Regions from separate parts of the Homo sapiens genome. Here region 1 is linked to region 2. Evidence: read pairs that join two places in POLR2A ChIA-PET (ENCODE). Cell type or tissue: OCI-LY7. All regions are shown on one strand.

Evidence for each region. ChIA-PET counts read pairs that join two places held together with the same protein. Peaks named below come from ENCODE experiments on the same cell type or tissue, not always from the same donor. Only the 100,000 strongest peaks of a DNase experiment are listed, where the experiment ranks them.
Region 1: POLR2A ChIA-PET joins it to region 2 with 5 read pairs; 3 of 35 experiments call an interaction of 5 or more read pairs at or near these places.

Annotation. Positions count from the first base shown.
Region 1 is chr17:82,583,371-82,587,370 of GRCh38, reverse strand. It overlaps FOXK2 (forkhead box K2), which reads right to left. Exons shown (of 9, transcript NM_004514.4): 6 at 3,183-3,358; 7 at 1,171-1,467; 8 at 99-308. It overlaps FOXK2-AS1 (FOXK2 antisense RNA 1), which reads left to right. Exons shown (of 3, transcript XR_001753132.3): 2 at 1-141. Among named protein-coding and RNA genes, the nearest start is that of FOXK2-AS1, 3.1 kb to the left of the region's middle. In OCI-LY7, no CTCF peak of the experiment used is centred here; no DNase peak of the experiment used is centred here.
Region 2 is chr17:82,676,851-82,680,850 of GRCh38, reverse strand. All of the region lies in intron 1 of RAB40B (RAB40B, member RAS oncogene family), which reads left to right. Among named protein-coding and RNA genes, the nearest start is that of MIR4525, 11 kb to the right of the region's middle. RefSeq lists enhancers at 91-615, 616-1,141. In OCI-LY7, CTCF peaks have their summits at 1,126, 2,825 and 3,034; DNase peaks (open chromatin) are centred at 1,641, 2,160 and 3,070; H3K4me3 peaks cover 1,909 bases; H3K27ac peaks cover 3,460 bases.

The DNA.
Region 1 (4,000 bases), 93 kb after region 2:
AGCTAAAATTGTTACAGTCAGAACCGAAACCACGAGTGAGAAGGGGCTCTGCTCCCAGTACCCACAGCCACGGGGAGCCACCGACCAGCATGTCTTACCATTGTTCACCTGGCCGTGGACCGCAGTGGGGACTGATGCCACGTGAGTGCCGTTTTGTGTTACAGTTTTTATTGGTAGCTGGTGTTGACCTAGAGGTGCCTGTTGTACTATGGTCACCGTCTGGACCGGGGTGGTCTGTGCCGTCTGAATGATCCGGCTGGCAGTGCCGAGCGTGGCGTGGCCAATGGCGGGAATAGGCTCTACTTTCACTGAAATTAAAGGAAAAGAAACGACATTAATATTACTGGAAAGCAAATAAAAATCTTGCCAGTTTAAAACATAATAACCAGATAGCTATCACACCTGCTAGAAAATGTCTCTAAAACAAACAGCAAATTAGAAAAAGATGAGCAAATCTTTTTTTTGTTTTTTGAGATGGAGTTTCGCTCGTTACCCAAGCTGGAGTCCAATGGCGCAATCTCAGCTCACTGCAACCTCCACCTTCCGGGTTCAAGTGATTCTCCCGCCTCAGCCTCCCGAGTAGCTGGGATTACAGGCACCCGCCACCATGCCCAGCTGATTTTGTATTTTTAGTAGAGACAGGGTTTCTCCGTGTTGGTCAGGCTGGTCTCCAACTCCTAACCTCAGGTGATCCGACCGTCTCAGCCCCCCATAGTGCTGGGATTACAGGTGTGAGCCACTGTACCTGGCCAAGGATGAGCAAATCTTATGGACTTCCCAGAGTGTGAGGCTGATGGGGCAGCCTCTCCTCCTTTCCCCTCCGCCTACCTTTGACCTCCCTGTGGTCTCCCCTCTCCTCCTTTCCCCCCCGGCCCACCTTTGACCTCCCTGTGGTCTCCCCTCTCCTCCTTTCCCCCCCCGGCCCACCTTTGACCTCCCTGTGGTCTCCCCTCTCCTCCTTTCCCCCCCGCCCACCTTTCACCTCCCTGTGGTCTCCCCTCTCCTCCTTTCCCCTCCGCCTACCTTTGACCTCCCTGTGGTCTCCCCTCTCCTCCTTTCCCCCCCGGCCCACCTTTGACCTCCCTGTGGTCTCCCCTCTCCTCCTTTCCCCCCCCGGCCCACCTTTCACCTCCCTGTGGTCTCCCCTCTCCTCCTTTCCCCTCCGCCTACCTTTGACTTCCCTGTGGTCTCCATTCTCCTGGGCCTCTGCCTTAGGAGGGGCCAGCACGGCTGCCGGGGTGACCACAGCTTGTCCAGAGACAGTGTACGTGTTCGCTGGGGCCAGTCCGGCCACACTGGTGACCGACACCGCTGGGATCTGGTGGACGACGTGAACCGTCTGCACGACGGGTGGCTGGGAGGTCGAGGTGGTCACTGGGGTGGCCACAGTGTAGGTGACAGGCTTGATGGCCTGTGGTAGCTGCCGCTGGACGGTGATTAAGACTGGCTGACTGGACAGAGGTGACCCTGGTGAAAGACACAGCAGGACTGACACTTACAGATACTGACTTCTACAAACAAAGGTTCTCACACTCAGCACTGACAAGCAACATACAAACTTTAATTTAAAATATAGGATATGGCCCTATTTCACCTCACAATAGTAAAGTTACTAATAATGAGGGAGGTGTAGTATTTTAAAAGGGGTATTTAATTCCTATCTCTAACTGCTAAAAATGCAATTTTGGCTCTATTTAGATATCTGGTAACCCCTCTTCCCACAGTTCTTTATAAAAAAGAAAATGTCAATACTCAATAAAAGAGGAAACTGGGCCGGGCGCAGTGGCTCACGCCTGTAATCCCAGCACTTTGGGAGGCTGAGGTGGGAGGAGTTTGAGATCAGCCTGGGCATAGGGAGACCCTGTCTCTACGACAAATATTAACCGGGCATGTTACTGTGCGCCTACAGCCCCAGCTATTTAGGAGACTGAGGAGGGCGGATTGCTTGAGCCTGGAAGGTGGAGACTGCAGTGAGCCAAGAACACGTCACTGTACTCCAGCATGAGTGACAGAGCAAGACCTTGTCTCAAGACAAACGAACAAAAAAAAAAAAAGAAGAAACTGCCCCTGTAGGCCAGAAAGACGAGGGCCACACTCACCTAGGATCAACATCTTCCTCCTGTAACGAGTGGAAGGGAAGCAGAAAGTTCAAAAACAGAGTGGGGCTGTCACAGAGCCTCTGGCACCCAGCCTCTGCCCTTTGTGGTTTGGGGGCTTAGAGCAGAGAGAGAGACACGGCTGTCAGGGGCCTCTGCCATGGTTTGGGGGCTTAGAGCAAAGAGAGGGAGACATGGCTGTCAGGGGCCACCGCCAGTGGGCAGGGGAGGGCTGTTCTCTGGCCCGGCAGGGCCAGGAATCCCAAATGACCCAATTCACTTTCTGTCAACTGTAACAGACAGTTTGGACACATTTCCACACTATGTTTGTTTGTTTAATTCCCCAGGGCACACATTTTTATTCCACATTATGACTAAGTAAACTGCAAACTGTTTTACCTATTCCTTAAAATGGACATGTTAGGCTGGGCGTGGTGGCTCACGCCTGTACGCCCAGCACTTTGGGAGGCCAAGGCAGGTGGATCATGAGGTCACGAGGTCAAGAGATTGAGACCATCCTGGCCAACATGGTGAAACCCTGTCTCTACTAAAAATACAAAAATTAGCAGCTGGGTGTGGTGGTGTGTGCCTGTAGTCCCAGCTACTCGGGAAGCTGAGGCAGGAGAATTCTTTGAACCTGGGAGGCAGAGGTTGCAACGAGCCAAGATTCCAGCCTGGTGACAAAGTGAGACTCTGTCTCAAAAAAAAAAAAAAAAAAAAAAAAAGGACATGTTTTTGCTTCCAGTGTCTAGTTTGTCTACTTCATGGGTTTTTGTTTTGTTTTGATTTTTTTGCGGGGGGTGGGGGTGCGGGGGCTGTTTCATGGATTTTTGAATGACAAACTAAGAAACAGGTTAATTCTAAGTTATTTCAGGCATCTACTCAGTGTCGTTTAAAGAACCTTCATTGATTTTTAAAAAACACTCCCAGTGCTATTAGTTTTCCAAGGCCTATAAAATCAGGTACTAGTATAAGGTACAGAGGGACAGGCAGGCCTCCAGTCCGGCTGTTTCTTCTCTGTGGAGCCCAGGCGTCCGCGTCTGGCTCACGCTGTTGGGGCCCTCGCTTCCTCTCCCGCTGTCTCACCTGGGGCGCTCTGGGCAAACCGGGCTTCCTGGATGACAGCGAGTTTGGGCTGTGCAGCGCCAGGCTCAGGCTCCAGGGGGGCCGGCGAACCTTCCCTCGACAGGCTCTCAGGGGTCTGGGCGCCACTAGAGTGAGCAGACAGCACTCCCGCGTGATTGGGAGAGGCTGGGGCACTCCTGTGTCACCGAGAAGAAGACATTGCATGGTTACAGCTGACGCACTCAGAAAGCACTTGCTGTTTTAATAAGTGCACTTTGCAAAGGGGGTGTCATTTGTCTCCTGACAACCAAGTACTGTTGTGTAAGTTCTACGTCTCTGCACGCCTACGCCTGTGAACTGAGCGGGACACTCGGGTAGACAGACTCAGCCTGTGTGGGACAGGGCCGTCACGGGCCCTCACCCACATACGCGGCACGGCTGTGGGGCGGAGCCAGCTGCCCTCTCTAAGCAGCTCCCGTGCACTGACGGTGGAGCCGGCAGCGAGCAGGTCCGTGGGCATTTAAGACTTACGTTACGCTCATTTTTTTTTTTGTTAAAAACAGTATTAGTGAAGCTAAAAATAAGTATTTAAACTCAGGCAAATTAACACTGTATAAGTCAACTCGAACTTAAGCAGCTAAAAAGTAGTGTATTTTTGTTTTGAGACGGAGTTTCGCTGTTTTGCCCAGGCTAGAACGAAGTGGCGCAATCTCGGCTCACTGCAATCTCTGCCTTTCCGGGTTCAAGCGATTCTCCTGCCTCAGGCTCCCGAGTAGCTGGGATTACAGGCGCGCGCCACCGCGCCCGGCTAATTTTTTTGTATTTTTAGTAGAGACGGG
Region 2 (4,000 bases):
ACCATGTTATCCAGGCTGGTCTCAAACCCCTGACCTTGTGATGCAACTGCCTCAGCCTTCCAAAGTGCTGGGATTAAAGGCGTGAGCCACCGTGCCTGGCCCAGAAATTATATTTTAGAATTAAAACATTTGTATCAATACTTCATATGAAAAATGTTAAAATTACATATATCATTATAGGTATTACTACTAGGTAGAAAGAAAATCATATATATACATAAACAGTGAAATGAACTACACTGAAATATTAATCGTAGTTGTCCATGGGTGATAAGATTGTAGTGGTAAATATTTAGTACCAAGCATGAATGACTTGATTTTAAATAAGCTTTTTCATATGCGATATTTTTTTTAACTTCAGAAGCAAAGAGTGTCAGGCAGCCTTGGTGGGGTGGCCTCCTGGAACCCTCCAGCCTCCAGCCAGGACTTTGAGTTGAGAAGCTCACACACGTGGGGGAACTGCCGTCCCGTCCCCCGAGCGGCCCCGCCCAGAGCCCACACCCCTCTTTGGCAGGTCGTGGCCAAGGTGGGTGGGGCTCCTGCCTGCGACCCAGGGCCAGGGCAGGACTGGATCCTATGGCCACTCCCCTGGGTGTATGGGAACCTAGGAGAGACCCAGGCCCCAGTGTGGGGTCCAAGGCTGCATGAGACCTCCGTGACAGAGGTCACCCCACCCTGAGAGCCCGGGCCCGCCTGAGTTGAGCCCTCGAACCCTGCCAGGCCTCCGGTCTGAGCAGGACGGGCCAGCCCGAGGACAGCTGCCCCCTTCTCAGGCCCTGGGAGTTGTGGTCACAAGATGTCCAGCCCCACAACCAGCCTCAGGGAATCCACCACTCTGATGGGTTGTGAGGGGAGCTCTGGGATCTGGCCCCTCTGTCCCTCCCACAGCCACTGTGGCTGCCTTGATCCCCCTTCCCCAAGACGATGTCTCTTCGTGAGCCTCCCACGACTGCGTTCACCCCGCAGCCTGCTCGGGCAGCAGCTGCCACGCTCCAGGACACTGCTTCTGGGCCGTGTTCCTTCGTGTTTCCAGGTGTCCTGTGGTGGTGACAGCTCAGTGGAAGCTGGCCCCTGCCCTGTGCTTGGTGGAGGCTGCCCCCTGCCCTGTGCTCGGTGACCTGCAGGTGCTTAGTGACTGGGCGGGGCAGCAGTGGCCGCACAGGGTTGGCGTGGCCTCTGCAGCACTTGTCCAGCCTGATGCTGGTCCCAGGCCTCACCTTTTGGGAGTTTAGTGTCCTAAGACAAAGGTGATTTAAATAAATAAGGCTTGTGGCGGCCGGGCGCAGTGGCTCCCACCTGTGATCCCAGCACTTTGGGAGGCCAAGGCGGATCACAAGATCAGGAGATCGAGACCATCCTGGCTAACACAGTGAAACCCTGTCTCTACTAAAAATACAAAAAATTAGCTGGGCGTGGTGGCAGGCACCTGTAGTCCCAGCTACTCGGGAGGCTGAGGCAGGAGAATGGCGTGAACCCAGGAGGCGGAGCTTGCAGTGAGCCGAGATTGCGCCACTGCACTCCAGCCTGGGCGACAGAGCAAGACTCCATCTCAAAAAATAAAATAAAATAAAATAATAATAATAATAATAATAAGGCTTGTGGTGTCCTTCAGGCTACCGGAGAAGGTGGTTGCTGGTGGGCGCGAGCTGCTCCTGACTGTTCAGAAAGGGAGCTGCTCAGTGGTTCACGCCTGTCATCCCAGCACTTTGGGAGGCCGAGGCAGGTGGATCACGAGGTCAGGAGATCGAGACTATCCTGGCTAACACGGTGAAACCCCGTCTCTACTAAAAATACAAAAAAATTAGCCAGGCGTGGTGGCAGGTGCCTGTAGTCCCAGCTACCTGGGAGGCTGAGGCAGGAGAATGGTGTGAACCTGGGAGGCGGAGCTTGCAGTGAGCCGAGATGGCGCCACTGCACTCCAGCCTGGGCGACAGAGCGAGACTCCGTCTCAAAAAAAAAAAAAAAAAAAAACGCAGAAAGGGAGCTGCTTTCACAAAAACCACACACTTAAAGTCAGATGTGAGCATTTTACGGTGCAGGTGTAAAGCGGCGTTGAATCACCACCACACTGCAGCGTCAGCACCGGCCACTTCCAGGAGCCCTGTGCTGTCCAGTGGCCATTCGCCCTGCCCCTCCCCTCTGCCCCGGGGACCGCCAGTCTGCTTTTTGGCTTTCCGGTGTTTTAACTCAACATAAGACAGATTTCTCAAAAGCTGGGCTGAGAGATGAATACGTCTGTACATTGTATTGAATCAATATTTGCACCATCAACAGATCCTCGCTTGTGAAGGCGGTTATGCCACTTACTAAAATAGAATTAAGCAGGTGGTAGATGACTTAAAACAGATTCCTAAAATATTTACTCATTATGCAGCTCCAAGTGTAGAGAATGGTGTGGCATTTGACTTCTCCCTTTTTTGTTCTTGTTTTTTAGAAGGTTAAAATTATCTTTTTGTCCCTGTTTTCTGACTCACTCAGTGAACATTCTGACGGGCTTTGTTCTAGAAGCTTTGTATATCTTTATTATATTTTGATGGACAGAGTACATGGTAAGTTAATCAGCTAAGTGCAGTGAGCTTGAATTGTATTATCCTAACGCTAACACTGCTGATGTCAAAAATGTTTCTTAGTTTCTCGTGGACCAAAACGTAAGGTAACACAGAGAAGGAGAAACGGTAAATAACGAAAGAGCAAACACACAGATGGGAGATAAGGTAAAAAACAAAAACAAAAACAAAAAAAACTGCAAAGACTGAAACAAAATGGCTCCATCAATGGGCTTATGAAAAGAAGAGTCTTCTCACAAATTGAATTTGAACATAGCTATGAAAGGATATGGTTTGAGGATTTCTCTAGGCAGACATGGCTGCGTTAGAGGGTTTATCTTTGGAACAGCATTGATTTTAGAGAAAAAAAGAGAGACTTGAAATGAGTTTGGTCGCTGCTCGCTGGGCCCAGTGTCCAGACGTTCTGGGCTGTGGCTGAGGGATGGAGAAGAGGCCCCGGGTCAGGTGCAGGGGTCGGGCAGGTGCAGCACCGCAGCATCACTGACGCCCTCATCTGGGGTCAGAGGGCCCCACATCCGGGGGTTCCAGCAGACTTCAAGTGTCCTGCGCAAAGAGGATGCGGGCTCTGTGTAGGGCCAGGCCACCTGTGCCTGGAAACCCCAAACGCTTGGGTGCTGGCCCTGGAGACGGGTGGTGGACGAGGATTGGAAGGTGGACACGGGAAGGCAGGGTTCCCACTGGGAAAGGCCGAGTCCACAGGGACAGAGACGCGGCGTCAGGGCTGATGGAGAGCCACAACACAGGCCGCCTCTGGGCCTCGGACCTGTGGCAAGGGGGACACATCAGGGAAGGGCCAGAGTGTGTTGAGCTGGCCGCTGCAGGATGGGCCACCTCCTGGAAGCAGCCCGGCTTGTAATGCTTTCTGCCCTGTTGGGACGGGAGAAACCAGTGATTGGTTTTAGCTCTTTCTGAGGGGAATCTCATTGTAATGAGCTTTTACGATGGGCTGAGAACCTGGGACTTGGAAGAAATTCAGCTTTTAGTTCAGGTATTAATTCAGAGATAGCTTGAACATTAATTGTTTAAATTAGTAGGCTGGCCGGGAGCGGTGGCTCACGCCTGTAATCCTAGCACTTTGGGAGGCCGAGGCAGGTGGATCACGAGGTCAGGGGTTCGAGACCAGCCTGACCAACATGGTGAAACCCCGTCTCTACTAAAAATACAAAAATTAGCTGGGCGTGGTGGCGGGCGCCTGTAATCCCAGCTACTCGGGAGGCTGAGGCAGGAGAATTGCTTGAACCCGGGAGGTGGAGCTTGCGGTGAGCCGAGATCGTGCCACTGCACTCCAGCCTGGACGACAGAGTGAGACTCCGTCTCAGAAAAAATAAATAAATAAATAAATAAATTAGTAGGCTACCGGCCGGGCGCGGTAGCTCACGCCTATAATCCCAGCACTTTGGGAGGCTGAGACAGGTGGATCACCTGAGGTCAGG